Regions from separate parts of the Homo sapiens genome. Here regions 2 and 3 are each linked to region 1. The links are chromatin loops, found by intact Hi-C in ENCODE. Cell type or tissue: GM12878. All regions are shown on one strand. Links, peaks and the distances in the headings refer to the core of each region. The heading gives the core; the rest is flanking DNA. Region 1 holds the start of NKX6-1 (NK6 homeobox 1). Region 2 has its middle 240 kb from the start of GPAT3. Region 3 has its middle 370 kb from the start of GPAT3.

Region 1 (10,533 bases), core at 3,255-8,254:
CGGATCCCCGCGGCTCCCAGGTCCTCACCTCCACCCGCCTTGCCCTCTGGCCCACGGGGCACTGGAGTTGCAATATTGAAAAGAAAAAGGGGGAGGAAAAACACAGAAAAACAAAAGACTAAGTGTGAAAAGTCTGACGGCTGGGTTTCGGCGCCGCTCGTCAGTCCACTTCTGCAAACGGGCCCGGCGACCCCCGCCCCACCCCCGCTCCCTCTCTCCCTCTCACTCTCAGCCTTTGACTCTCCTCTCTGGCATTTTCTTCGCGGCTTCCCAGGCTTCGGTCTTCTAAGTCCTGTCCTCTGGCCAAACTGACCCTCTCCGCGGCTCCTCCGCTCTTTCTCTCCTTTCCTCTCTCCCTCCGGGCCTGACAGTTCAGATGAAGCTCTCAAAGGTAATAAAACATTTGCATCACTCCCTACCCCTCTTTAGCTGGGGGACGAAAGGGAGGGGGAAGTGGGGGACCAAAATGAGAACTTTGAGGGACGTCACTCCGAGGCTGCGGGGGCCGGCGAGCCGGGCGCAGGCCGGGGGCGTAACCACCGTGTCCAATAGCTCGCCGCCTCGATCCTTGCGTCGCCCCTGGGGCTCGCCCACTCGGGGGCGCCGCACCCTCTGATTGGCTGAGGCGGGCCAGGCGTAGGGCCGCGCCCGCCTAGTCCCCTCCCGCTCCCTACTTCTTTCTCCTGTGGGCGGGGCCAGGAGGGGCGGGAGCTGGTGAGTGGTGCGGTTCCGCGCTGGGGCCAGTGGCCGCCTCAATTAATTGTGCTAAATAAAATGAGAAAGGGGAGGGGGAAGCAGAGACGAAGAGGGTATTACTTTTTAAAGAGAGGAATAATGAAAACTCAGCCCTTTTATGGAAAAGCAGTTCATATTCTTCCCTTGCTTCCCCACTAGCCCGCTCGCGTCATCCTATCCCCTTCCCCCACCAGCTCTGGAGGGCGCCTCACCTCGAACCAAGTCTGGTCCCTTGTAAAATGGAGCTAATGGAGCAGGCAGCCGGCGCAGCCCTGGCCTGGCTCCTTCTTTTGAAGGGATTAATTAAAGGCCATCTGGGCTCTCCCAGAATTGTGTAAATTAATTTGTTGCTCCTTAAGCCTTATAGATGTCCTTAATCCCCTTGTAGGCCAAAGGATCGTCCTCTTCCATCTTTCCACCTCCTGCTTTCCTTTTCTGTTCTTTCTCCTCCACTTTATTTTTTTTTTCATTCCCGAGTTCCCCCCCGCCCGTCGCTTCCCACCGCGTTCATTATCATTTATGGGTTACTCAATTCGCTGAAAACTGAATCCGTTTAATAGGAATATTTATCTGTCAGATGATGTTTATACCTGAGAACAGTGAGGGAGTTTTTTCCCTTAACTTTTCTCCCTTTGATTATTGTTGTTATTTCCTTTGGGTTTACATGGGGGTAGAATCATCAAAATTCAGGCGGAAACTTTAGATACAGAAGCATCTAGGTACACCCTGGGAACTGTAAGCTTTTGAAAACCCTCTCCAAAACTCTGGCGCCTACTCCCAATTCTAGAGTTGCTACGGGAGATGGAGATGTACCAGCTCCTGGACAGTGGTGGTGGGATGTCTATCTAGAGTTTAGGAGTTGAAGGGTGGCTTCCTTTACTCTCTAAATCTCTTCCATCTCTGGCTGATCTTTACGTTCCCGACAGGGTTGAACTGCGGGCTGGAGAAGGAAAACCCTTTGACAATTTTGAGAATTCAGCATGTTAAAGTAACACACCATTGGAAGGTGGTCGCTACAGCAAATTTGGATGAGATCATTAATTACAATTTTAATGAGCAGAAAACAGAAATAAACGCAATAAATGGCTCAAGAATAAAATTTGATCAGCACCACCGACGGATGGAGTTTAGCTATTGGTGTCAAAGCGCTCATTTGGGTCCAAGCACGAAAAGCCAGGAGGGCGTACTCCGCTTCGATAACCTTCGTTTACTAAGCACTAGTTTTTAAGGGTCAGCTTGAGTTTGAGTCTGAAACTGGGGGAAGGAAGGGTTATATTTGCCAGTTTTATTTCCTTCTAAGATAGAAGCAATGTTATTTGGTCCTCCTCTTCCTTTATCTTTCTTCATTAACTTCAAGACTGGTTTAAATCTATTATTTCATGGACTTTAGAATCTGACCTGGGGTAAGGTGAAGTCCTTCGTCAGCATGAATAGTGCTAAGGAGTCAAGCCAAGACTTGCTTCAGAAGAGAGCTGATGTGCGGACCTTCTGCATTTCCACGCGGGGATCCAGTGCTTGGGTCTAAACCCCAGCGCCCTGCCACCTCGGCCAGGAAGCTGCGGGAGGATGGTGGCAGGCATAGCCCGTCCTAGCCTTGAAACTGGGGGGCCTATGTCTCTGGCTTCGTTACAAACGAAACGTTTCTCGCCTTCGGACACTCCACCCTGGCGGTGGTACCCAACCTTCAGTCTCCACTCTGCGCCTGGCCCTCCAGCGACCTCCTCACATCCTCCAGGACACTGCATTCTCAAGGACTAGGTAGGAATTGGGAGGAAAAGAGGCCAGTCATCCCCAAAGATTCCAATGTTAAAGAGTGATCCCCTTTTTATCTCATGTAAATATTATGACTCGGAAGAGAGTTGAATATTTCCCTATTGAGAATGTTAGTATCTACTATTGGAGGCGGGGTTGCCAAAGAGAGACACGGGGGTGGGGGAGAGATTGAGACTGAGATTCAACTCAATCCAACTCAGGGTGAACTGTCTTGAGTAAATAGTTGCAACGCTTGGTGTAAGGATGTCTCCATCGTTCACTTTTACGTATCATTTGCATTGCCAAATTAAAATGGCAGCATTGTTCTTAATTATGACAATAAAAAATTCCGGATCCGTGTACCTTGATCCCTGGTAGTGAGGGGGTGAGCCCCGGGTGCTCGATCCCGCGTAGAGCAGCGTGTATTGCAGACGCACGCTGGGCAGCACGGGAAGGCAGGCCGGTGCCTCCTGCCAGGTGCTAGTTGTAGTGGATCTGCTGCCTGTCTACAGCTGGGAGCGGTGACAACGATGGAGCGTCCTCGGAGAGGGTGGGCTGCCCCCTGTCACTCCCGGGGGAAGATCGCCCTGCCCTCCGCTCTAACTGCGTGGTTGAAACCAGTTTCGGGACCCGAGTCCTGGTCCCGCTGACGCGGGAGGCTTGTTTCTGGTGGGGCAGTCTTAACGCATTGCCTTCAGATGCCTTTGAGAGTCAGGACTTGCTCTTTCTTGGGGATCCTCCGAAACCAGCATGCCTTCCTGCCCACGACCTAATAAAGTGGGACTTTTTCAAGTACCCCTTGGGAGTGGACGTGTAACACGTGGTCGCAAGGATCCCGGCGCATCTCTACGCAGTATATCTAATGGGGATGGGGGGGCTCTGTTTGAAAGCAAATGATTTGCATTTTAATTGAAAAATAAATGAAAGCGGTTTGGCAAATTCTGAGGTTGCAAAAAGGGTTTAAAGGGTGGCGGTGAGGAAGGTTCTGTGCTCCTCGACTTTGAGGCTGGAAACAACAGCATTTGTTTTCTGGTTACTGTTTTTAGCTTGCTGGCATTGTTGCCTAGTCTGTGCCGTCCACTTGACCTCTCTACCTGCAGTCTAACCCTTGACGCAGAAATGCCAAGCGCGTTTTGATACTTGTTTTAAGTTAAAAGAATAGCCACCAAATTCAAGGTAACTAACGGAAGGAATGCAAATGAACTCTCAGCTAAACGTACTAACATTCTGAAGGGAGGGATGATAACGGTTTTGCCCCAAATACAGTAATGTCAAATGTCGGGATACTCAAGTGTAGCAGCAGAAAGTCAATTTCTATTCTGCAGAAAAAAAGTGGGTGGGGTGGGGTCGGATGGGGAGAGGAATGAAGGGAATTATGTGTGTGTTTCAGTCCAAAAATCTCTCTAAAATGCAGTTGCTTGAAGTGTCTGGATGACTTCTTTAATAACTCCATTTCACCTGACGAATAGGGCCTGTTTGTGCTGAACCCGCGGGACAGCTGGGTTTAACTGAATGTCATAAAAGGATTGAGCTGATTGCTAGGTAGAAATACAAGGAAGAAGGAAGAATGTCCCCAAGCTTGAACCAACCTACCCTTGAGGAAGGATAGCAGGGCGAGGGGGAGAACGTGTCTGTCTTTCTTTGCTTCCTATAAACGCCGTAGAGTGGAAACTGCACCTTTGCCACAACTTCTGCTGCCCAGCACTTAAGGTAGAGATTTGGGAAGAATTGAAGCAGACAGCGTGGAAAAGCGCCGTAGGATCTTGCGTTCGGCGCTCTCCCAGTGGAGGCCAACACCAAACAAGTGGGGAAGCGACCAGTGTAAACAGCCCCATCCATTCTACCACAGAAAAGATCTCGAAGTCCAGGACCTCCCTCAGCGATATCGTCAGTGAGAGAGAGGATTACAGCTCTCCATAGAGTCGCAGAATACGTACCTGGGAGTTAAGTGCGCTCCGAAGGGTGGCTTCTGAAAGGTCCAAGAAAATGGAAAATACTAAAGTCCAGAAACATCTGCAATACCAAAACCCGAGTCCTGGAATTAGTGTAAATGCGAGAAAACACCAATGAACTACTAGAGAGAAAACTGGCCTTGAACTTTAGCAAAGCACACACCGCCAAAGATTTTATACATATACATATACAAATGAAAATCTCTTTTCATTCGAAAATTAAAATTTCCCCCGGCCCCGCGTGCGCAAGCATTTTCTTTTCAGGGAACCATTTCCTTTTAGGAAACCCACTTGGATTGAAGTACATTCTAAAATATGGAAGCGTGGAATCAAAGTGCTTATAGGAAGGTCTGTAGATTTCCAGAATTTTCTTACAGAATGAAGTGCTAATCCAGTTTGATGCACCAGATTAAAAAGTATCTGATGTGAACAGCCATGAAAAACTTATGTATGTATAAATAACGTTTTTTGAACATAATTTTTTAAACGACTCTGTAAACTTGTTCCTCTTTATATTCCGCTACAAATTGTTGCTTCTGACTTGAGTGTGCCTCAGTGTGTTCGTGGTGGTCCTTCCAGCTGCCGCCTCCTTGTGCAGCTCCTTATTCTTCAGTGAGAAAAAAAGTTATTTTATTTGCATCGCGGCTTGGCTTACAGTGCGGCCATAGGCCCGTTTGATGAAACGCTGAACAGTTATCGCCCTCTTGTGGAAAAAACTTCTTAGCGTTTCACTCTGTCTAGGAAAGACAAGGCTGCTTGGTTCTGTTGACTGCTATACCTCATTTCCTCACTGAGGCAGTCTGCCTTTGTGCAACTGCAATTACATTTGATTAATATCTGCTTAATTTTTAACTGGAATGCTAAATTCATAAACTATGGACATGGCAGCTCTTGCTTAAAGCAGAAAACCCCTTCTAAAATGAAGATTTATATTTTAAATCTTTCTCTCCTACTTCTCTTTGACTCCATTATTTGACTCCAGTATGACAGAACAAATCTCAACTGTTATTGACATTATTCTGGTTTTCTGCTTTTCCTCTCTGATTATCAAAACAGCATATTTGCTCAATACAGAACATTTGGAAAATAGAGAAAATTATAAAAAAGCACAGAGTAACCTACAATTCCACCATCAGTGGCAAACACTCTGATATTTTGGCATATTTGCTTGTTATCTGTTTTCTGGTCTTTATTTTGTACTTTGTTTTAATGATTGAGATCATATGGAGCATATAATATTGCACCTTTAAGCCCATTTTTATAACCTGCTTTATTCACTTAATTGAAGCAAGAACAGATCTGTCTTTGGAATGTCCTGAATCTAACCTCCTGTGAGGTGAAAAGGGCCCTTCCCTGAAGGGCTTGGGAATACCTCACTCTAATAAACAGTAATCTGGTTTGGAGACTACTTCAATGCCAAGATTGCTGCCCTGATTCTTCCACTTACCATTTGCCCCCTTCACATCCTCAAATACTTTGCTATTAGTTCTCAGAATTTTATGATACAAATAGAATAAAAATACCCAACACTGAGTGTTTAGTGTTCCAAGTATTTTACAGTATTAATCCAACAACTCTATGAGTTAGGAACTATAATTGTCCCCATTATAAGGAATAAAATTAAAGCACAGAGAAGTTAAGTAACTTGCCCAAGATCACACAGCTACTAAGTGGGGAAACTGGGATTTAACCTTCTGGTAGTCTGACTGCAGAATCTATTATTTAATCACTAGATTCTACCACCCCTCTGATAACTGAAAAAAAATTAATGCATATGAAAGCCGTCGGAATATTACAAATTGATAAATAAATATAAAGTGAATCCTTGCACATTCCATTCCAGAAAAGAAACTACAATTCACATTTTCTTAGACAATAAAAACATTAAAAAGATTTTAGAATTTATTGAATTCTTTTTAACGTTATTCAAAAAAGAATTTAATTCCTGAAAATAATACTATGCCCTGGTCTACACACAAGTCGAATATTTAAGTTTCAAAATAATTTTAATATTATTTTTTAAATAAATAGACTTTATTATTTAAAGCAGTTTTAAGCATTTAAATTATTTTTTGGCTGGGCATGGTGACTCACACTTCTGAGCCCAGCTCTTTGGGAGGCAACAGCAGGAGGATCACTGAGGCCAGGAGTTCAAGACCAGCCTGGGCAACATGTTAAGTCTCTATTTTTACAAATAATTTAAAAAATTAGTTGGGCTAGTGTGGTGCACACCTGTAATCCCAGCTACTCAGGAGGCTAAGGTGGAAGGATCACTTAAGCCCAGGAGTTTGAGGCTGTGATGAGCTATGATCACATGACTGCACTCCAACCTGGGCAGCAGAGCAAGACCCTGTCTCAAAAACAATTTTTAAAAAATTTTTTTAAATAAATAAATAAATGGAAAAATAGTAATCACTTTTTAACTTTACTTTTTAGTTTTAACATACAATACACACACTTCAGCTTTATATCCTTGTTCCCTGAACCTAGCAGGTTCATAGATTTCTTTCAGAGGTGGTCTAGAATGAAGCTCTAAAAAGCTGTGCAAAGACCAGGTAGCCTTCAGAACAAACCAGTCAAACTTCCTGATGTTAATCATCAATGGAAGATCAGGTCCTTGAGAAGGAAGGAGGCATTTGAAAAGAAGGCCTTACACAATTTAAAATGAGGAAATGTTTATCCCACTTCCAGTCTCCTTATTTTGGGCTTCAAGCTCCCTTTGGTACTTTGAATGGAGAGGTTAAAGGTAAGCACGATTGCGTGGAGACAAAACTTGTTGTAGGAGGAAGGAATTCCTGCAAAGAACCCCTAGTTGAGGATGAGAACATTGCATACGTTAGTTTATCTAGTTTCATGACATTCATTTTCTCACTTTGATTTTCCCTGTGCTATTAGTAAGACTTCGTTTAAATGTTCTAGTGGGATCTAGAAATTGTTCCTGGAAAGTAAGAAGAAAATCTGCCCACATTTGTACCAGAATAGTAAAGGGAGATTTGTGCCCCTTCTAGACTGTCTAGGTGGCTATGAGGGCCAGTTACTTCTGCTCTCCAAGACAGAAATGTTGTCCCACCTCAGGAAGGATTGCACTAGTGAACTACGATAAGTGGCAATTTGTATTTTTCACAGAAATGGACATTCATCTGATAAAGTTAAGAGGTTATAATATAGTGATAACAAGGACTACATTGTTTTTAGAATAGTGGTTCTAACCCTCTCAGAATTAGTGCTACCTTTTCAAAACAATATTTAGCAATGGCCCCTTTACTACCCTGAAACGATATTCATAGGTTATAGAATTTATCTACACATATAATTTTAAAAAATCAATATAGAGTGTTAACTATGACATAAAGAAGTAAAAAGAAAATAATTTATAATATAACATGTACAGTAATTCTATATGTAAATACATAGACTGTCTACACTGAAGACATAATGAAATAATCAGATATACCTATATATAGAGTCTGGTAAATGCAATAACTACAAATACAGGCTGATTAGGGAGATTTAAATTTTATGAGTGGCACTGACTCGATTGTTGATTTTCAGAAATAATGAATAACTCTTAAATGAAACAAAGTGTGTTCTTCCCTTAATGTACATTCCTGGATAATTCAGAATTTATTGAAACTATATAAAATACTTTGTGTTTATATATTAAACAGGGCAAATTCTGGGCTCAACAACAGTAAGTAGGCTTGTCACTTCTATAAATGCCCATTGTGAGATTTGGAAATTTTACTTTGGTGGGAATGTCCCATGCACTGCAGGGCATTTAGCCTCTTTGGACCCTATTATGCCAATTAATTGCCAGTGTCATTCCTAACCAATCTGACCAGCGGAAAGCACCCACAGATTTGTCAAATGCCCCCCATTGAGAATAACTGCTTAAGAACTATAGCGTTTAGGAAGTGTTTTTACATATATTAAATTTACAAAGCAATTTCAAATATAGTATCTTATTTAATCCTCCCCAAAACCTGTGAGGAGGACATTATTACTGTCATTTTAAGAATGAAAAAACTAGGGTTTTAAAGATGATGTGAGAAAACTCAGTCATTCACCGTAGCATATCCTTTTCTCCCAGACCCATCAGTCTGGAGCATAGGTAGCCCAGGTAGAATGAATGATGTCATTCAGCACATGACCCAGAAAACTCCATTACATCTAGTTTGGCTATCTAGTCTAGGACTGTGCATTATAATTGCCATTAGTCACATGTGACTATATAAATTTAAATTAATTTTAAAAAATGACAATGAAAATACAGTTTCTCAGTCACACTAGATGCATTTCAAATGCTCCATAGTTACATGTCACTAGTGGCTACCACATTGGACAGCACAGATATAGAACATTCCTGTTATTGCTGAAAATTCTATTAGACAGCACTGACAGTCTATTTCAATTTTTTGTTAAACTTTCAATTGCCTTCATATGGCCCATTCTTTCCTTCCTCTAAGCTGCTATCAATTTTACACGCACACACACACGTGCACACACACACACTATACTCAGCCCCTTCTTTGCACTTTTGTTTGTGTTGTTCTAGATCCAGAATGTCCTGTTTCTTCAACATTGAACTTATTTGCTTACATATTTGTCTCCCTTGCCAGACTATAACCTTTTTGGGAGCAGAACCATACCTTAATTCGTCTTCGCATCCCCAGTTCTCAGCTCAGTACCTGGCACACCGTCAATGCCTAACATCTACCAGTCGACACCACCCCACATGCATTTTCTTTTTGATCCTGATCTTGCATGGGTGACTGATAATGAAAGTATGTGTGCTGCATATAAAGCAGATGTAGTTACAATTAAACTTCAACTCCAGATTATAAATTAGGTTTAAATGAAAGTGTTTGGCACTTAGTAACTTCGTTTCATGTGCCCAGTACAATTGTGGAAATTTCACAGATATAGAAAGCACAGCTCTTGGCCATGAGCAGTTCTATTGCCATTGGAGAAACTAGGTGCAATATATGAAATGTCAGGATATCATTAGGCATCATTTAGAAGAGTTTGTGATTGAAAAGCATAAACAAAATGTTACGAATTCAGAATTGTACAGTGTTGTTAAAGGGTAGGTCTTGGAAGATAAAACTTTGCTGGAAAAGGTGACTCACTTATAGTGGGTCTTAAAAGAGAAGGAGGATCTGCATAAAGATAGAAAGACAACTGTGGCTCTAGTGAAGAGCATTGTAGGTAGAAAGAAAGCATTTAATCAAGAAATAAATTAATGTGATATTGGCAAGAGAAGGGATGAGACAAAAATACATTTTAGTATTTGCTAAGTGCCTAATCTATGCTCTTGACATAGATGGAGAGGTGAGGAAAGGGCCTTGCTTCATAGAGGCGGAAACTATGAGTTCTGCCTGAAAATATTCACTTTCCTCAAATTTCCCTCTAGTTGTGCCAACTATTTGAGTTCTTTCCATAAGAGTTAGCCCACTATTTCCTGGATCCAATTTTGTAGTACTTGACCACCCACACCTCAATCAGATGGAGGAAAAAAAAAAAAAGCAGAATGCAGGCATAATGGAAGCAGACGCCACAGGATCAGGCTAAGGGAGGAGCCAGAAGCATCCCGCCCAGCCCCATGGGAGAGTTAGATATCAGACACATGGAAATAATGTATCAAAATCGGCAGAATAGGACAGTAACCGCCACAAAGGTAAGAACAGAGTTTTGGAGTTCCCTAAGCCACGCTTGAGAGTCCCACCTCAGGAGTCTAAGCCAAAGACAAATAAAATTGTTCAGATTGCTTAGAAAGCAAATGTCATGTCTTGCAATCAGCCACAGTTCTCAGGTTTTTTTGCCTCTCTTGGGTTAAGATTACCATGTATTAGGATTAAGGAGTCCCAGAATTGTGTGAACTTGGGCCAGCAGGTTATTCAACCGTGACGGACCTAATTTTTCCCTTAAAAATACTGATGAGTGAAAGAGGAAGTTTATTTAGGTCATTCTTATGGTGCATAAAAAGAGGCAATTTAAAGGTAAATATGAGGCAGACTATGGGGCTAGAATAAGGAAACCACTGAGGAAGCCCCGCAGACTCTGAAGAAGGGCACAGATGAAAATAGTGGCAACC
Region 2 (10,533 bases), core at 2,628-7,627, 730 kb before region 1:
TTAAAACATTTGGTTTTCATTTATGAATAATTTTTGCATGTGGTTCAAACTTTAGGCCTGAAATAGGAGCCACCTGAATGTATGAATGGCAGTATGGCCTCTACTGAAGGAGAATAATAGAAACTTGTGTAACTTCAGCAAATCCCCCATGAAATATCATTAGTGTCCCAAGCACCTTGCCAAAAATGATACATACTATATTTCCACATAGATCTTTCTACCGAAAATCATGCTATTTTCAGGGTAAGAAGAAAGAGTGGAAAAGCAGGAAATTTGGATGGAGGTGCTTGGAAAGATAAAAGAGATGTATGAAAGTAGCTCATCAAAGTCCACTTTTAGCAGCCACCTGTTGATAGTGGAGGGAAGATGAATTACCAGTTTAGGTCCATGACAGCTTTTCTGAAATGAGAAAAAAGGGCCCCAGTAAATGCATGCAGCCCGTTCCCATCATCCCTTTAATAACCTGTAATATTGTAGCAGGATATTTTTGTCACACCGAATCTGATTGATGCTCTTGGCTATAAGACATTACAAGTGTAGAGTAAATTGACCGAACACCTAAACATACAAATTATTAAAAGGAGGGGGAGCAGCCATTGGCCTCCTGGGGAAAGCAGGCAGGCTTTAGTTAAGATGATCCTATTTCCAAGTGCAATTTATAGTCTATTGACTTGTGGCAGTGTCTTTTTAGATGTAAGGAAACTGTCATACATTGCAAATGAGAAGCTGTTTTGACACTAGAATCTCAGCGAGTGCCAGGGAGAAATGATATCAGCTGCCTGGTCTGCTAAGGTTAAATGAAGTTGCATTGTTGCCTACAGACAGGCATTCATTTCCTTTTCTTTTCTGGGCCATCCCTGTGTACAATTATTCTGATTAGGATGAGTAACAATGTGCTTCTGACTCCCATTGTATTGACAGTGTGCAGAATTTTCCACTCAAGTGGCGCCAGTCATTACTTAGCCTCTCAGATATTGTGACAGGGAAGATCCATGCCTGCCAGTCAAGTATATCAATGACAAAGAGGGCTTAGACCCTGGCCACATACCTCTAAATTAAAGTAGTCAAAGTCATCTCCACTGGAAGATTATGAACCTCTTTTTAGGTGTGATTTTGATAGCCCTGTATGAAAATTTCTGGGTTGGATTTGCTCACTCTTTCTCCCAATAGCCCTCTTTTTTGGATTATTTTCAGATTTCATTTTAGCATTATTTTACAAGATATTTCATTTATTCATCCAATAAGCACTTACTGTTGACTGTTTACTGTTTTAGGCTAAGAGGATTGAGCAGTGAAAATGACAATACCCCTTCTTACTTGGAGGTGGGCGATTTTAGTTTGGGGTGTCTGGAAAGGTCTCTCAGAAGAGGAGACATTTGAAAAAATCTTAGTATTGAATATGTATGTAAGATAGAACCCACATAGGTGGACAGTGTGAAGGTTCAAAAATAAGTGAAACATGGTCCCTTGTCCTCAAGGTACTTCCAGTTCAGTACTAAAGATAAAATATCCATGTAAATCAATTCTTCATTCAGACAGATGTGCTAAGCTGGAATCACAGAGGTTCAAACAAAATCCTATGGGAATTTTTCCTGCTCTGTTCTTCATCCAAATTCCCAACTCTTCTTTTATCCACTTTTTGGGAACAAATCTTGAAGATAACTCTATCACAGTAACTCTTTAAAACATTTGTTTGCTGTATCATAGTAACAGCTGTAGTAGATGCATTACGAGTCATTATCCCAGCTCTTTGAATATAGTAAATATCACAGAATTATTTGGCATCCTGAAGACCATCACCTTTGTCTGACTTGCTTCTCTGCTTTCCTCCTTGTGTGTAAACAGAAAGCAGTGAAATGGACATACAGGACTAGCGATGTCTGGGTAGTTTGGGTAGTTCATGTTTATGGAATGCTAAAGGACAGGTTTAAGGTTAATCTGGAGGCGTAGGATCCCATAGCAATACCTGGATTTGCGCCATCAGGCACTTCTTGCTTCGGAAAAGACACTTTTTTCATCATTCACTTTTTGTTTCTCTCCACAGAGCTTTTCATCCCATACCTTACAAGAATTCAGAATTTTCTTCCAGTTACTTATATTTCAAGCATCCATAATGTAATTACTTTGCATATCTATATGTAGGCATGTGCATTTATAGCTATTAAAATAAAAGTATTCTTTAAGAAAACACAAATGCAAATTCATAAGACAAGATAATTGAAAGGATGATTGAGTTATAGATATATTTCTTGCTTTCCAACATATTCAAATCACAGTTCCCTTAAATAGTCTTTTAAATTACATATGGTTTACATTTATATTTAAAATTGTTACTTATAATTATATATTCAATAATTTTATCTTATAACTATATACTATATATTACTGTGCGATACTGTATATTAATATATATGATTTTCCTACCTACTTTTGATCAGGTTTATAGTAAAATAAAGTAACTTCATTATATACTTTGGAAAATGATGCTAGAGTAATAACCAACGTGTTGGCATTTGAAGCCAGTGATGTACAGCTTATAAGTATCTATTAGGAGATAGTTTGTTTTTTAAAAAATGTCTTTAAGATTAGACTTAGAGGTGGCAGCCCTCATCTATTCAGCTGGGCTACACCACAAATGAAACTCTAGGGAATGGAACCTATTTTAGATTCGGTTGCAGGAAACATTTTTTTTTTTTTCCCGAGATGTGTCAAATTACGTGCGGAAGTTTCTAGCTTAATCTTTCAAAAGAGAGTGTGCCTCCTCCCCACCCCCAATCACATCACCTCTTACCTTAATTTACTAAAGATAACTTACTCTCTATCAACCACCTATATGTCTTGTGAGTCATATTGATCTCAGACATGTGATGCAGTCCTTGGCTAAGATAAAACTGCTTTAATGGTATCCTTCCCCCTTCTGTGTATTTCTAAAGATACTTAAGCATGCAGAGGACACCACAGGCCCCTTTCCCCATCAGGAAAGCGTGTCTAGGCAGCTTACAATAAAGGACAAGTCTTCCCACAGCCTCATCAATACCTTGATAGCTCCGGGCTAATGGAATCTTGTGACTTTCGGTTCTCATTGATAAGAGGTCCTGATGTAGACATTGATGAGTGGGACATTCTCTGTTCGGATACACATCTTACAGCTTGCTCCATAGAACATATTTTCAGGAGGAGGTCAAAACTACCACATTTCTGGCTGTAGCTCTTTCTTTAAGTTGGAGAGAAAATAATTTATTTTGTTTTGTGATCATATGCAGTTTTTTCCCTCATTCTCATTCTGCTATAAAATTAGAGGGAGATTTCCCCAAACCTAGAAAAAAATGTTATTCTTAAGTGGAAAATGTTGACATTTGCTCCATATCCATTTCTTTAAAGATTTAAGTAGCTTAGATTTTCTTTTAATTCTAGTGGCTAACATTAGTAGCAGTTACTACACGTGAAGTGCATTACTAGGCAGTTTACATACATTACCTCACTTAGTCCTCCCAACAACCAGATGGGATCAGGTGGGAACTAATATTATCCACATTTTGTGGATGTGAGTTGAGGATTGGGAGGATTAAATATCTAGTTCAAGATCAGCTGCCTAGTAGGTGGTGGATGGGGATTCAAATCCAACGGTGACTCCAGTGCTTCTGCCACTCACCCTTTGAGTGTGCTGACTTCCGGGGGTGTTCTGTTCTCAGGTGGGTGTTTAGTCTTAATTAATGTTGTGTTCTGGCAATAGCAAGCTGATTTCTCTACTGATTCTTTTCGTGGGGCTGGAGGGGTGTTCCTACTCCATTTATATTAAGAACTCTAATTAGAAAAGACAACATTAAGCCTTGATCTGACCTTGTGGCATTACAAAAATGGCTAAAGTATATAACCAAGTGACTGGCAAAACTTGATCTCACAACTCCATGTTGGAATGGTCTTAATACAGGAGTTTCAAATAATATCATTTCTGTTTTTTAAAATGATTTTGCCTTACAGAAAGCTACACATATTTACCCCTCAAGATCATGGGCTTTCTCATTTATGACAACTCTACCTCCTGATTTCTGACAATACTCAATGACTTAAATTCTTTTGGTCAATTTGAAATTACTTATTTATCTCACCGGCCAGAAAAAACAGAATGTGTTGAGGCACTATGGAGATAGTATTTGGAAAGCTGAATGTGGATTTCACATGTAAGGAGGGGGCCAGTGAAGATCACTGGAAGGACGTTTGGAAATGAGGGAAAGACCTTTGTAAAATACTACCGGGGACTTTGAGAGATAGAAACTTTGACTACTTGCTTTTTGTCATGGTTTGCTTGAACTCTTTCTCTAGGATCCTGTTAATTCATTTGTTTATTAATAGGTTAGGTTCCTAAAGATGTTCAGAAGTACCAAGTGACTGTCGCCACTGCTGTTGGTGGTGGGAACAGCTGGCACATTGTTCACCTTGGCGTGTAGTTACGCTCCTCTCTGTAAAAGTTTCTAAGTAAAGGAGCTTCTGCAATGACTGGTTTCCGTTGACAGGGTATCAGCATAGAAGGCATTTGATAAGGCTGTTTCATGTCAAAGAAGCTTCCCACCCTGTTATTTTATTTAAAGAACACTCTTGACCATTTGCTAACAATAGTTTTTTTCTAGAAGCTTCTATAGAATAGATGATTGATCAACAGCTACTTAATAAACATCCTTTAACAGAAAAAATGGCTTAGATTCCTAAAAATGGGTACCTTTGGGGAATAAAAACATCACTTATAGGAAATGTGGAAAAAAGTTCTGAAAGAGAATTTTGAGGGAGACATTCATGGGAAAGGCTGTTTGAGTTAGCTGCCCTTGGGAAGCCAGGAGCTGCCGTCAGGCCTCATTATCACCACTGGGTGTCACTCCAGGCAGCCCCTTAGCAGCCGTCTAGTCAAGGTTAAAATACTGCTAAGGGAACACAGCAAAACAAACCAAAGGAAAATAATGAGAGAAACAAAAAAAGGGCCTAAGTCTCTCAACATGTATCAGGATTTTGAATGAGGCAGAAGAAAAGCACAATGCTAAAAAGTGACATCAGGTGGCATTGTGTTTTGGGATGAAGCTAGGAAATTTTACAAATTCAGCCTTTTTCTTTTTTTTTTTTTAAATTTAGAGGATATGCCATATCACTCAGTTCACTGAGGTGAGAGCACCATTAGACCAAAGCCCAGCCAGATTTTTAACAGCATGATATTAATATTTTTAAGGATTTTGATCCATGTGGCCTAATTGGTTTCTAGAAAGGTCATACCATTTTACAATAAGAGGGAAGAATTTTTCCCCCCTCTGTTTACTTGCAGGATCAGCAGTATACATGGGCGGATTATCCCGAAAGACCTATGTTCTTGTCTCAGCCTTTCATTATAGCCACATAAGAGCAAGCGATGGGTGGCTAAGGTAGTGGTTCTCAACCTTGGCTGTGCATTAGAATCACTTGGGGAGCCCTTTGATATCCCTTGGCTTTCCTCTCTACCTATTTTATCTGAGAATTTGTGGCTGATCCCATTTACATTTAGACCCTTGCTCTCTATCCCTCTGTGATCCAACTCCAGTGTGCAAGGTACAGCCTGGGGGTAGTGAGATTAAGAAACAGAGAAGAAGAAGAAATTAGGTAGTGATTTCTTCTTCCATTTCCTTCCTCACAACAGATTCCCACAGATTGAGAGGTGGACTTGGTAGTAGGGTCGTCAGCCACAATTCCATCTTATTTCCCCAAAGGGCTCTCATGTTCCTCACCCACACCATCAGTCCCAGCTCCTATTTTTTTCTGATGCTTACAGAAGTTCACCATTTCTCTCTATAAAGATCTTCATCTTTTTTTGGAAAAGTGTAAGTAACGAAAATGAAGGAAGATACTTTCTCTTATTATAACACATCTAGTTTTAGAAGATTTCAAAAATATTAAAAAAGGAAAGAAGAAAACATTTCCTGGTATTAAGGTAATATTGATATCAGGTACTTCAACTTTTTCCTCATTTGTGTGATTATCATTTCTTTGTCATCAAAAAATCTTCAAAACATGATTTTTAATGGCTGCCTTATATTCATTGAACTGATGCACTGTAATTTAAGTATTTGTCCACTGCTGGACATTTAAGTTGCTTCAAATGTCCCCCTATTATACATGACAAGTGTAATTGTTATCTATTGCTGTGTAACTAATCATTATAAAATGTAGTGACTTACAAGGACAAGCACTTGTTATCTCATAGTTTCTGTGGTTCAGGAACCTGGATGGGCTTAGCTGGGTGCCTCTGGCTCAGGATCTTGGCCCTAGAATCTTGAGGTATCCACCAGGGCTGCAGTCTTATCAAGGCTCTACTTCAGGAAGATCCATATGAGCTCATCCTCATGGCTGTTGGCAGGCCTCTGGCCCTCACTTGTCATTGGTTGGAGACTTCGCTTCTTTGCCATTTGAGCCTCTCCACAGGACAGCTCACAGCATGGCAGCTGGCTTCTCTCAGAGTAAATGAACCAGTGAGAGACAGTGAGAAAGAGCACCCGAGACAGAAGGCAAAGACTTTTTGTAACCTAATCTGGGAAGTGACAGCCCATCACCTCTGTCATAATCTATTTACTAAATCCAGCCCACACTCAAAGGGAGGCAATTACCCAAGCAGGTGAATGCCAGGCATCGTTGGGAGCCATCTTAGAGTTGGCCTCATAGTAAGAGAGTGAACATCCTGTGCTGCCTTGAATATGATTACTACTGGACATGTATTATTAGAACTTTGTTTCCAACTTTTTGTTAATATGATTGCTGCAAAGAAGTTTTTTTTATGTTATTGAATGTTTTACATTACTAACATTTTTACAAAGTTTATTGAACATTTTAAAAGGGTGCACAGCATTCTGAGTGACAACCTTGATAAGGTTTCTAGCCATATAATATTTATATTTGTAAGAAATTTGATACATATTGCTTAATTGCTTTCCAGAGAGGTTGTACTATTTTATACTAAATGAGAAACATTTTCCCCCATCTGCTTCCTTGCAGTATCTGCAGGATATATTTCTCAGTAAACTTCAAAATACCTGTGCACTTGCTTCAGGGCCAGAAGGCAAGAAAACAGGCTGGATTTAGTTTTGTATTAGGTTAAGAAAGGTGAGAAACACAATTAGGATAGAGAGTTGAGAGAATCACTTTTTGCAAAGTGAGAAAAAAAATGAAGTAGTCTTAAAACTTACTCTGGGTCTCATGTGTGAGTCTCTGGGGTGGTGTGGGTCCCCACGTATTTTATACTGGCAGAAATCTCCAGTACTTGAAATTTTTAATTTCAGTTCCTTTGGGACCCATGTGAATATTTCCTGCTTTTGGCCTGCCTTTCCCCTTGTCACTCCACTGTATTTGAAGGTACAAATGGAGAGGAGGCTCTGAAAACAGAAATCCTGACAGCCACTGTCCAGCAGACAGAAGGAAATGAGCAACTCACAATTCAACTACAGTAGGAGCCATGTATTTCTAGAGTTTCACGTTGGCATTTGTCTCACTTAGGAATGCTTTTGGCTGCATGTAACAGATAACAGAAAACCTGACACTGATTTTTGTGATGCAGTCATTTAATAACACACTTAAAAAGAAGACAGAGTTATTTGGTTGCTGGAGTTGTTGGTCTGGCTACTCTCCAATGTTATAATGAAGCCCAGCTCCTTCCATCCTTCTGCTCTGCCATTCTTGGGTATTTTTGGCCTTCTGCTTGTTGTCTCCTGGTCACAAGAAGGTTATCATAGCTTCAGGTATCGTGTCTGAATCCAAAACAAGAAGGGAGAAGTGGCAGTGAGGAAGCTTTCCTCCTGTGCATCTTCCTGTTATAAGGAAGTAAAGTTCTCAGAAGATCCACTAGACTTGTGCTTACCTGTTATTGACTGGAACCATGTCACATGGTGGCATGTAACGTTCACTCAATTTTTACACTGGAGAGCCTAACAAATTCTATATTCTAGCTGAAAGGAAGGCAGGGAAAGCAAGTATTTAGTTTTTTCACTGTCTGTGGTAGATGGTGGAAAGACACAAAGGGGTTGTGAGTAACTGTTGAATCAACCAATCAAGAATGTCATGAAGTTCTGAACACATATTATAATAGAAACATGTTTTGTATGGCAGGAAAATTTCTATAGCATCTTAGGCATAAGATTAGTTAATAAATTTGGCCTAACTCCTATATCCTATGGTAAATATATTCTGAATTTCTAACTGTTGACATAAAAATGTATCTTTGGAAAAAATGTGCTTGTAAGTTGGGGCTTTTCACAGTGTATTAATTTTTAATTTTAAAATTAAAAAAAATCATTTCCTAAAGCCCTTTTCTCTAAGTTTTATGCTGTCAAAGTATTTAAAGTATGTATGTTGATGAATCTTCTGTGAGTAAACAGGAATGTATAGAATAACTCTCCTGGCATTAAGACATAACCATATGTGTGAGGCATTATTTTAATCTCACTGTAGCAAAACATTTTAAAAACCTAAATGGGACCTTGATTATTTTCTATATTAAAGCATCTGATGCCTAAATAAGACTCTTGTAAGAAGATGGGGAAAAAACTATCAGTTCGAATCAGTTTGTGGTTTTGGGTTGACCCATCCAGGCTTATTCTCTGGAAGATATTATTTTCTTCTGGGTAATTTGGGTAACTGTGACCATGAATGGTGAGACCTTGTGCTTGAGAGGAGAGTTCTAATTTTTAGGCTTTCCAGTGTAAAAATTGAGTAAACACTGGCACATATTTCAATTTCTCATAGTTTTTTGTTTTTTTTTTTGAAATGGGGTCTCACTGTGTTGTGCAGGGCTGGAGTGTAGGGGTGATCATGGCTTAATGCAGCCTCAACTGCCTGGGCTCAAGCAATCCTCCCACCTCAGCCTCCTGAGCGGCTGGGACTATAGGTGCACGCCAGCATGTCTGGCTAAGTTTTTTTGTTTTTTTGTTTTTTTTTTTTTTTTTTTGGTAGAGATGGGTTTCTTTATGTTGTCCAGGCTGGTCTCAAACACCTGGGCTCAAGGGATCCACTTGCCTCGGCCTCCCAAAGTGCTAGGATTATAGGTGTGAACCACTGTGCCTGGCTTATGGATGTTTTTAAAATGAAAAACAGATGCTTTAATTACATAATAGCCTTTTTTGACCTATCATATACAAATAATATATACAAGTATCATATACAAGTAATATATACAAATAATATATAATTAATAATTGAGACAGAGTAAATTGAATATAAACATCTAAGTGGAGTAATGTCTTCTGTCAATAAATCCTCTTTTTTAAAAAAAATTACAGATGGGATCGTCTGATTATTTTGCCCAGGCTAGAGGGCAGTGACTACTCACAGACATACAGTCTTAGTGCATTACAGCCTCAAACTCCCCGCTTCAAGCAATCCTCCTGCCTTGACCTTCTGAATAGCTGAGACCACAGGTGCACACCACTGCCTCTGGCTGTCATTAAATCTTTAATATGCTCTCATAGAACTCTTAGGAAGTAGGTGTATAGACCTTGGACCTGTGTACATATTCTGACTTCTGGAAGACTTCATTCATTCAACAAAAATTTGGAGAGGCCCTGCCTTGTGTCAGGCACTGTGTTGGGCTCCACGGGGTGTAAATCAGAGCCAGTCCAAGCGCTCACTATTTATCATCTATGAGGAGGCAAATCAACTGGGATTGGAGTCAGTGGAATGAGTGTAATGCTAGCCAGGCACGGGGTGCCGTGTGAGCTTCCTGAACCCGTGAAGGGGATTGTAAAGGACAGTTTCCTGGAGGAAGTTTTATGTTTGAGAAGAGCCGTGAAGGAGACGCTGGAGATGAGTGGCAGTGGGAGTAGTGGCCAAAGATTGTTACAGGAAGAGGAAACAGCATATGAGACTGTCTGGTGGCGGTGTTAGAGACACTACTCTTTAATGTAGGCTTTTGGAATGAAACATTTAATATCTCTTTCTCGCACAACTAATTTTCTTTGAAACAACATTATCTATAGTTCTCCTCTCTCTTTAGATCCGGAGGAGGAGTTCCGGACTCCTACAATTTCTTTTCGTTTTACATACTTAAGACCCATCCAATTGTTTTCAGCACCAAAAATTCCCAGCACATCCTTTTCCTTGTGGCTAACTTTAAAAGAGAAAACCTGTGAGGTATTCATGTGCCTGGGTCCTCAGAGCTTCTCTTTTCAGCTCTAAAAAACCTGTTGAGAAACATGGTTTTAGATCCTCAGTCATCTCAATTCCTCTTTCCTAGCTAACACTTATTTAGCTTAAGGTTTTTCTTTTGTGTGTGTGCTAAATCTGCCAAAAAACTAAATTTTAAAACTAGTTTTAAATCAATAACTTAGTTTTTAGTTTAAAAACTAAGTTAGTTTTTGAAAGAAGTGTTAGTCAGCCTGTCACTTTCTAGCAGTGAAGTTTTGTTTGTTTGTTTTTGAGATGGAGTCTCTCTCTGTCGCCAGGATGGAATGCAATGAGTGGCGCGATCTCGGCTCACTGCAACCTCCACCTCCTGGGTTCAAGCGATTCTCCTGCCTCATCCTCCCAAGTAGC
Region 3 (10,533 bases), core at 3,299-8,298, 600 kb before region 1:
TATTTCTTATTGAAGGAAATTTGGTCCTTATCCAAATGTACATGTTATGTTTTTCTTGTCTAAATACTATGATTCCTTCTTAATATGTATAATGGGCTTCTACAGGCACTAATTACAGGTACTTCAAATGAAGTTAGTTACATAAAACTAGTAACTTTCTTCATGGGAGAATATTTATGCATCACTGCATTTGCATAGGTAGGGAGGAAGAAACTTAGATTGAGTGACTGGTATAGGAAAAGTAAATAAATGTAAACCAGCATCTGTCTCTTATTCTCTGTGTTTTCATCTCAAATTTCATTTCTTCCCAGTATGAAGATTAACACTGTATCTATGCATTTAGTCCAGGCTTGGGTTTTACCCTTTGTTTCTTTTCTAATTCTTCTTTCTTTATCCTCAATGGACATTTATTTCCATAAAGCTAAGAAGGAAGCCACAGTGGTGCAAGCAAAACACACACACACACACACACACACACACACACACACACACACACACACACTAAACTTGTCATTATACAATGGTAAGGACCAGAGAAGTACTATCCATTGCAGCGTTTGCAAGGAGAAAACATCCCAGTTCCTCAGATGAGGCAGGAGCACAGCATGATATTTTGTTCCTACTAATTTGTAAGTCCTAGGAGATCTTCACTTTATCAAAGGCTGCCTATCACCTAATGTGAAAAAAGAATCATAAAATGTTAGATTTTAAAGTAACTTAATATTTCTACTACCTCCTCTTGTTTTTATATATCTATCCATCCATGCATCCATCCATTTATTCAATGTTTCTAGAACCTCTGTACTAGAACTGCAGATTTGAAAATGCAGCTCTTGAGAACCGCATTGTCTAGTGAGAGTACAGACATAACAACGTTAGAAATATGGTAACTCCTATGTCAATAGCTACACATACAAAGTGGTCTAGAAGCACAGAGGAAAAAGTAGCTTAAACTCAGAGTTCCGAGAAGTGACATTTGAAGTAGATTACAAAGGGTAATGGGTTAAAGGCATGAGAATAAGGACAATTAAGGAAATCATAAAGGGAGAGATATGGAGACATGTTTGGATAATGATGAACAGAAGTGAGAGGCTTGGCAGTTGTGTGGAATGGAAGTGGAGGCTGAAAATGTTCTCCTGAGCCACATGGTGCAGGCCTTGTTTGCCTGGCTATGGTGAAGATAACCTGAAGACTAGAGCCATTGAGTGTTTCATGATGTCTTGCAGAAGGTAATGGTGGAACCATGATGAGACTTAAGGTCTTATCTTCCATAAAGTTCTCTTTAACAAAGGATCAAATCTTGTTACCTCATTTTAGCAGAAAGGGTGGAAATAGTCAAACTCAAGTTCCTTCTATTCTTCTAGAAAATCCATGCCTAAAATTCCCACACACATGCACATAGATATAAAAAAAATCCAAAACAAGTGTAGAGCTTAATGAATTATTTTGAGCCAATGATCATTGTAACCACTGTTCAGGCCAAGAAACAGAATATTTCCAGTCACTACAGAAGTTCCTTTAGGTACCTGATCCTAATTACAATGTCCTCTCTTACTTTCTGTTAGTCCCTATTTTTACTTACTTGAATTTCCTTATGGTTTATTACTCAAGTATCAGTCCTTGGATACTACAGTTTAATCTTGCCCATTCCTTTTTAACTTGACGTCTCTTTTAAGTCCTGTTTATCCTATAGGCCCCCTTCACCCTTTCACTTTCTCATAACTTACCTGTTGAAGGACTTGGGTTACTTAGCTGCAGAGTTACCTGCAGTCTAGATTTTGCTAATGGCACACTCAAGGGACAATTTAATAACTTACTCTACCACTTTGATTTCCTAAACGTTGTCAGCTGCATCTCAGGCTTGATCCCTTTGGTTTTGTGTCACTTCACTGAGAGACATATCAAATCTGGTTTTTGTTTCTTTGTGATGTCAGCGGCTGTTAAGTCTCAATACTTAAATGTATTCCTTCACTGGGGGCTAAAAAAGAGTGTTTTTCTATCATTTTGTTTTTTCTTATTCGCTGAAGAAGATTTTAAAGGAGGTGAGTCCCCTTATCTATCATTTGTTTATCTAGTGACAGACTGCTGTCTTTTTACTTAATTTAAGATCAATTGGTTCATATGAACTCATGGATTTCAAACATAATTTAAATGTATTTCTTGGTTTTCAATCTGTTGGACTGCTTATCCTTATTCGAGTTTACATTGTTTCATCTTTGGCCAGTGAGATCCTGAGGAATTGATTTCTGAGACCTTTTGCCATGACCCTAGTAATCTTACATGGACTCTTTGCTATCCATTTGATATGTCAAGATGTTTCAGGGTCATCTTGTACATTTTCTGATGCTGACCTGAAAACAGCTATATTTTGAAAAGCTCTGCTGCTTGATTGTTTTTTTTTATAGAGATGGTTTTTCAAAACCACAGCCTAAGTACGAGAGAGCCTTATTTCTACTTGGTTGATCATTGTTTCTTGGCCTTTTCAGTGGACAGAGCTAGGACACACACATACGCACTTTATAATATGAATAATATATGCATTATATATTGTATTATGTAAATACAAAAATATAAAATATTACTGAAATAAATATTTTTAGTGTAAACACACAAAATACTTATAAATTCATACCAATATTTCCAATTTATATTTAAGCTTAGTGTGCTTTAATTTATCTGGATCTATATTATATCCTTGTCTTCTGAATTCTGCACCAAGAATTTTAGTTCTCAAGGGCACAGGAGTAATAGAATTAGGAAACCCCATAATTATTTGTTTTCCTTTTGTATACATACAATAGGGTGAGAACAACAATACTAATACTACCATTGCCAATTCTAAAAAAACTGAAAACAGGTTATCATTTGTTTTATATATGTTAGTCCTGTACTCCCCACAGTTTTTAATAATTTTACTGGATTTGTATTATTAGATCACATAGCCATTACATACTATAATTTCTCCCGTTTAATCCTCACTTAATTCTATAAATTGCTACATACTTAATGTTTTTCACCAGTCTCTACTGATCTTGGTTGTTTGAAGCTTGTTCTGTAGTAGATTCCTTGAGAAGTACTCGTGAGGAGAATAGAAACTGAACTATTATCGCTTGCTGTCTGTCTCCTGTATATTTGAATGTTAGTTTTTCTGAATATAAAATATTTGGTGCACTTTTTTTCTTGAGTGTTTTAAATCAGTTATTCAGTTTTCTTTTGGGATAAACTGTTGTTGAAAAGTCTAATGACAGACTAATAATCCAATCAATTATGTAAGTCATATGTTCTTTAGTCCAGATTCCAAAAGAATTTTTTCTTTAAATTCCTGTTCTTTTACAAGAATATTTATTTCTTGCTTTTTGTTATTCTGGGTTTATATTTTCAAGTATATATTGTACATTTTCAATATGTAGTTTCAAGTCTTTTTTATTTCAGAAATTTGTTTTTGAATTATATTCTTGAGAATTTGTTTTAGTGCTTATCAATACTGGTTTTCTTCTTCAGGTATTCATATTATCCGTGTGTTGGGTCTTCTTAACTGCTTCAATATTTCTCTCTTTTCCCACATCATTTTCATCTCTTTCTTCATTTGCTTTTGATGTTTAATTTTTTTCTCCTTTTTTCTTCTATTTATTTCAAAGTATTGTTATTTACTCATTTTCTTTTAATTAAGTCTTCACTTTTAAAATAATTGTTTCTTAATTTCTAATTATTTCTTGAGTGTTATCTCAGTCAATTATTCTAATTTTGATTTATGTTACTGTCATATTGTATTACTTTCTTAATGACTTTAAATCATTTTGAAGTATTATGTTACAGTTTTGATTGCTTTTTGAAATTTTTTTTCTGGCATGCTTTTCTTTTCTATAGTTGTGCTATGCAATATAGTACCAACTAGCCTCATATAGCTATTTACATTTTAATTAGTTAAAATTTAATAAAGTTAAAATTTGGTTCCCTGGGCTCATTAGTCAATAGTCACATGTGTCTAGGAGCCACTATGTTGGATGGCACAGATATAGAACATTTCCATCACCAGGAAAAGTTCTATTGGGCAGACCTGAACTATAAGGATGTTATTCTGTTTCTTATTTATCTTTTCTCTTATAGTAACTATCTAAGATATAGACTTCAATACATTCCTGCTGCTCATTTTCATGTTAATTTAGTTTTTTGAGAATGTTAGAAGGAGCCTTGGTTCAGATAGCTGTGCAACTTTATAGAACTCCCTCTTCTCCTTTTGTTTGTTTGCTTATTTTTATGTTGTGCCAAGAAGCATGACAGCTTGATTTCTGAGATTTCTTGCTAATTTTCTAGATCAGAAACATTTCTTTTCTTTGTCTTTTTTTTTGTCCATATCTTGCTTAACTTTTAAAAAATTGTATTTATTTATTTTTTAAAGAAGGGGTCTTACTCTGTTGTCTACAGTAGTGCAGTCATAGCTCATTGCAGCCTCAAAACCCTGGGCTCAAGAGATTCTCTCACTTCAGCCCCTGAGTAGATGGGACAGTAGGCATGTGCCACTATGTCTGGCTATTTTTTTTTCTTTTAATTTTTTTAGAGACTGGGTATTACTATGCATCTCAGGCTGGTCTCGAATTCCTCACTTTAAGCAATTCTCCTGCCTTAGCCAGGATTACAGGCACCACCCACCATGCCTGACCTGCTTCATTTTGATCCCACTGTCACCATTTCTCCTCGGTATGAGTCCCCATCCTAAAAGACACACCTGGCTGGTCAGTTTCCAGTGTGCACAGTGGCTAGACTGCTCCAGCTCTTTTAGGTATTTACTTATGTCCTTTGTACACACATGATATTAGATTGAGCAAAACTGTCCCAGTGTCATCTCCTATTCTCAAATTGGCTTGCCAAGATTTCTAGTAATATCTGCTGGCTATTTTGAGGCTCTCCTATTCTTAGTCCATAGACCTGTATTGTTTTTCTTTGCTTTTTCCTGCACTGATGTTGGCAGTATGAACATCTTGTGGCTGCTGGTGGCTTTTCCACCTTATGTGATTTTGGGGATTCACACCATGTGGATACCTTGCCATCTAGTTTTATTGTAAATGTGATCTATGTGTTTTCGATCTGGCTATCTAGTTGCTCTGACTGTTATAATGGGATACATCAATGGGATACATATATGGTCAGATCCATGGACCAATTCCTTTGAAGAATACATTATTTAAAAATCTTCATAAACTTCTCTTCACGGTTACCTTGCTTTAGTTTGAGCAAAGTACTAGGTTTCCATCAGGATTTGACTTGAGGTAAAAGGTTGTTATAGACCATGCAGCTGTTCCCTCTTTCAGATGTTCTCCACCTTATTTATTCTGGGTGGGGCTCACAATGGCTGAGTTTTTATTGCATTTGAAACTACATTGTAAGACATTTTTCTGCCCATATTATGTCTACTGGAAACACTTAGTGTATGTTGCTTAGTTGGCTAGCTGCCGAATTTTTGCACTTCCTTCTTGTTGTTTGGAACATCAAGATGTATCTGAGACTTATTTAAGTGGGAACCTTGGTTCGATATATATTTGTGTGTGTATACATATTTGTGCATATGCAGTAACTCTTTGTAAAAGTTCAGTGTTGAAGTATCTTCATAGATCTTCTAACAAGGTTTTTCATCTTGGCACTATTGGCATTTTGGTCCAGATTATTCTTTTTGTGGGGGGCTGTCCTGTGCATTGTAAGATGTTTAGCAGCATCCCTGCCCTCTACCCACTAGATGTCAGTAGCATCCCCCAGTTGTGACAACCAAAAATGTCTCCAGACATGGCCAAAATCTGGGTGAGAGTGCAGAGGGTGGGTGCTGCAGCAGCTGCTGCTGCTGGCAGTGGTGGTGGTGGTGGTGGAATGGGGATTAACCCCTGTTGAAAACCATGGTCTAACAGTTATCTCAGTTGGTAGTTAAAGAATGGGCAGAAGGAGGAACAATTATTTATATAAGGTCACACTGCTATGTCAGAACTGTTTTCTAGACTCTCCTGGAAGACATTACAAAGAAACAGATAATTATGTCTAATTATACTTCATCTTTTGAAAGTAAATGTTCAAAAGATTTTGGTAATCAGGATAAAGACCTTTTTTTTTTTTTTTTTTGGACCAAACTGTTATTTTGATGGCCTCTACTGTGGATATTTATTGCAAGAGGAAAAAGTGTTCACTGTTGCTTCTTGGAACATAGACTGAAACACTCCACAGGCATGCCTTTGTACTTTGGAGAAAATTGGGAAACAGTTGTTTAGATAGTAAGATTCTGTTGGTTTGTTGATTTCTAGTAAGACAATTATTTTGAGATTGCCTTCTCTTTTGGAATTTTCTTTGACAGAGTTGGCCAAGAAGAAGAAGAAAAAGTACTGATAAATATTCCTCATCACTAAAGACTGCTGGGAAAGCAGCCAAACTGGTGAGGAAATAGGGAGCTCGGTGTCTTTTTTAACTGGGGGGAAGAATCCTAAGTCCAACTTGGTAATGCCTTTCTCCATCGCCATCTTTTGGAGATTTATGACAATATATTGTTTTAAACCCTGTAACATCTTTAAGACAATTGGCAGAAATGAGAACGAGGGAGAGAGAGAGAGAGACAGACAGAGAGAATGAGAATAAAAGCACAGCACTTATTAACAAGTTCAGCACAAGTTTATTATTAAATGTTTCTTAAAGGTAGCATCACTGATATTTTGGTGTTTACCAAATATTGCTGTTTTCATTCTCATGTTTTTCCTGAAACTATAAGTTTGAGACATATTAGAAGAAGAATGTGGGCAAGACTTCGCTGTGATAAAGCTGCCCTATAATTTCAGGTTTTTAAAAATTACAGAGTGGTATGAAAGCATAAAATATGTTTTTTAGATTCAACAATTTTTTTCTCTAATGCTGTTCATGGATGTCAGCCAATGAGACCATTTCACAGGTAAGGCTCCTTCAAAATATATCTTTTCATTGCTTAAGAAATTAATCATTTTCCCCTTATGGGAATCCAATATAAATGCTTCTCAGATTGCATTTTACTTATTGGTAAATGGCATTTACCAATATCTTGGAAGAGAATAACTTGGAAGAGAAACTTGAGAATAACTTGAATAACTTGGAAGAGAAATAAAGCAAAATGGAAGGGCAAATAACATTTATTGAGCCCATAAACATATATTTGTTGTCTCCTGCAACCTTTAAAGCAGCTCTATGAGTAAGTATTCTTATCCCCATTTTTCAGATCAGGAGATATCCCAATATAATTAATAATATCCCACAAATGAAACTCTCATATTTGCTTTACAATTGACAAAGAACTCCAAAGGTATGGAATGTGCATCAGGCTATTAGAAGTGTATAGTCACTGATTTAATAGCCCTTTATTAATACACATGCATACATGTTTTCTAGATATGAAGCCTTTTAGAATTATATTATCTAATAATATCCGTAAGGGAGAGGACCTTCTAGTCTTGTTTACTTATCAACGATGAATAAAAATAGATGTCTATGTATGTAATAGATAGTATATATATATATTTGCTGATAGAATTAATTTATAAAAAGGAGCATAATAATGTTCACCTGAAGAGTTGTAAGAATTGAATGAGAAAATGCAGCGAAGCAGCAGACCTCATGCAGACACTCCATAAATGCTCATTCCCTTCTCTTCACTGTAAACCTCCCTCCTGAATGAGCTCCTGCTCTTTATGTCTCCATTCTTGATACCCATCAGTGACTGCCATTTGCTTTCAGATGAAATCTCCTTCAGTGGCCACTCTTGTTATGCCTGGATTGGGCCATCCTATTCCAGGCATGGAAGTATCCTTTTAAAGTAATCAGTGACTTCCGGGACAACGCCAATTCTAAAGCATTCTATATGAAAGTAGGCTAACAAGTATGATTCCAAGTACAGGGCACAAAGGATAAGACATCTGTTTGAACTGTTAAGGAGGCATTGAAAGGGCCATTTTTTAAAAATTATTATACTTTAAGTTCTAGGGTACATGTGCACAACGTGCAGGTTTGTTACATATGTGTACATGTGCCATGTTGGTGTGCTGCACCCATTAACTCGTCATTTACATTAGGTATATCTCCTAATGCTATCCCTCCCCTCTCCCCCCACCCCACGACAGGCCCCGGTGTGTGATGTTCCCGAAAGGGCCATTTTGGGGGATGAAAAAAGGAGAGTGGAAATAAAAATTAAAGATCCATTTACCCCTTGGTGGTTCCTCTTCACTAATATTCATTGAACCTGCATTAGTGAGTTGGGGCTGAGAAACTAAGTGTTTCCAAATGTCCATGGAAAATTCTGTGTTCAGATGCTTTTTTAGAGTTCACATTGACTTATAAACACTAATTTTATTTCATCGAATTTGTTCTGCAGCTCTATCCTGATGAATATATGACACCCAGAGAAACAACAATTTTCTTCACTTTTCTTTTTTATCTTTAATTTCAAACCTAGTTCCCCATATGCATTTAGGAAACAGAAGAATCTAAGATTTTTCTTATGTATAGTTACGTGCATTTTAACAAACTTTGGACTTCAGAGATTAGCTACGCCTTCCTGCTCTGCAGAATTCTAACTGCTACCTGCATAATAATGAACCATTGAGAAGTGGGGAGAGAGAGAAGCTCCTGTGTGGCAGTTATGCCTGGGAAAGAGAATTTAGCTTTCATCAAGTTTACTGATAATCCTCAATCTTCATATGGAAATGTGACTCATTTCTCTGAGCTGCCTGCCACATATGTTTCAGAATATATATATATATATATATATATATATATATATATATATATATATTTATTTTTAAAGGGCAAGGGCATACGTTTTCTCTCTATGCCCCCTGTCTCCAATGGAATTTAATAGGAAATGATTAACGTTGGCAAACTTGAGGGGATGAGTTAAGGAGGGTTGATTTTGTATGGAGAAGAAAAGTGAAGCAAGAGAACAGAATTTCTGTATTTTCATTTTCTGCATAGAAAGTTATCCAGGTTTTTTTGTAAATTATAATGTTTTAACCTGAAAGAGATAATCCATTTGTCAGTGTTCTGGGAATCCTAAAGTGCTAATCAAATGTTAGTATATACAGCCAAACATTGATTATTTTTAATATGACGTTTTCCCCCAGGCCTTACACAATGTACCTATGGGATGACCTTTACATCAACAGCACAAAATTGACTTGCTTCATTCACTAAAAATGCCAGTGTCCTCTCACTCTCCCCACACACATTAAAAACAACGACCACAACACATGTAAAGTTATTCCCAAGGACTGTCTCTCCTGTGCTGAGAAACAAGTTGGTCAAGGATGATCCTCGGGTGTCCTTGGATGTCTTTGTCCTTTCCTCCGTCTGTTGCCCCCTAGCTTTGGTACATCTCCAGGGTAGGGAAATATTTGTTACATGTTTGTACCTGCACAATCACCTACCATATTATTACCTGGCTCAGCCTAGGTGGCCAGTGAATGATTAAGAAATTTGATTAACTAACACATTCTGCCTTGTCATCCCGTATGTTGGTTTTTTCATCTGAGATTGTTATCAGCAACCTATCTATGCTTGCATCTGCGTTATTAATGATGCGAAGAATCTTTCTCTCTATCCTTGCTTGGAGTAGAGGGTTGGGAATGAATGAACTCTAATGTTCCTTACAGCTTCCAGACATTTTGTATCATGTTTGTTAATATGATACAAACAGACCTGAGTGTGAATTCTGATTTTGCTGCTTGAAAGAAATGTTGGCTTGGAAAAGCTTAACTTTCAGTGCTTGCATCGGAGGTGGTTAATGAATGTACGTTGAATAAATTAATGTTCTCTAAGCCTCATTCCCTAAAATGAAGAAAATAATATGCAATGTACTTAATAGTGCTATTAAAGATCTCATTTGGCAAATTTAGGAAGGTAGAAAATTATTTTGATGTCTTACAAACATACTTTTGGATAATCATCTGCCGTTTTTCCTGCCCTTTCTACATACTTGTAGTCTTCTGAACGATCTATCTATCTATCTATCTAGATTTCAAGGAAGGTTAATATCTGATATTATGTTGTATTTCTGTGGTTCCCTATGTTCTCACAACATACTGTTTAACTTTGCCATTTCAGCAACCATCTGAGGTAATTGAGGATATCATTTGCTTGTTGCAGACCAGAAACTTGAGCCTCAGAAAGAATTTGACTTACCTAAAGTTACAGGAGTCTCCAACGTATGATGAGAACTTAGATTTTCTGACTTAATATCTGGGAGGTTTTGCCACTGCCTTGTTGTTCTCTCAGTGATCAGGATTTCTAAAATGAACTGAACATTTATTTATCTCCACATGCCAGTTCTTTTTGATGAAACACAAGGGAAGGAAGACCAGAGCTCCAACTTACTGTGTGGCTTTAATGGTAGTACATTTGAATTACTTTTTTGATCTCTACAGTTTGTTTGCAGGTGAAATGAGGAAGAGGAGAAATGGAGAAATAGTCCATTAAACCCAACAGCTGTGTTTGTGTTTGCAGCTGTTCTTGTGCATACAGGGCTGCGGGGAGACCCTGGCT

What was found. A loop is a pair of places that touch in the nucleus more often than their neighbours do. Peaks named below come from ENCODE experiments on the same cell type or tissue, not always from the same donor. Only the 100,000 strongest peaks of a DNase experiment are listed, where the experiment ranks them.
Region 2: a loop joins it to region 1, with 15 times the contacts of the local background. A loop is called at or near these places in 31 of 110 quality-filtered maps.
Region 3: it touches region 1 in a loop (18-fold over the local background); 7 of 110 quality-filtered maps call a loop at or near these places.

The regions. Positions count from the first base shown.
Region 1 is chr4:84,498,897-84,509,429 of GRCh38, forward strand. NKX6-1 (NK6 homeobox 1) reads right to left here and starts at 396. Exons shown (of 3, transcript NM_006168.3): 1 at 1-396. RefSeq lists silencers at 5,054-5,103, 5,184-5,233. In GM12878, for the core only: a CTCF peak has its summit at 5,139 (motif pointing left); a DNase peak (open chromatin) is centred at 5,105; H3K27me3 peaks cover 271 bases.
Region 2 is chr4:83,766,442-83,776,974 of GRCh38, forward strand. No RefSeq gene overlaps it. Among named protein-coding and RNA genes, the nearest start is that of GPAT3, 240 kb to the left of the region's middle. In GM12878, for the core only: a CTCF peak has its summit at 4,857 (motif pointing right); no DNase peak of the experiment used is centred there.
Region 3 is chr4:83,900,403-83,910,935 of GRCh38, forward strand. No RefSeq gene overlaps it. Among named protein-coding and RNA genes, the nearest start is that of GPAT3, 370 kb to the left of the region's middle. In GM12878, for the core only: a CTCF peak has its summit at 5,732 (motif pointing right); no DNase peak of the experiment used is centred there.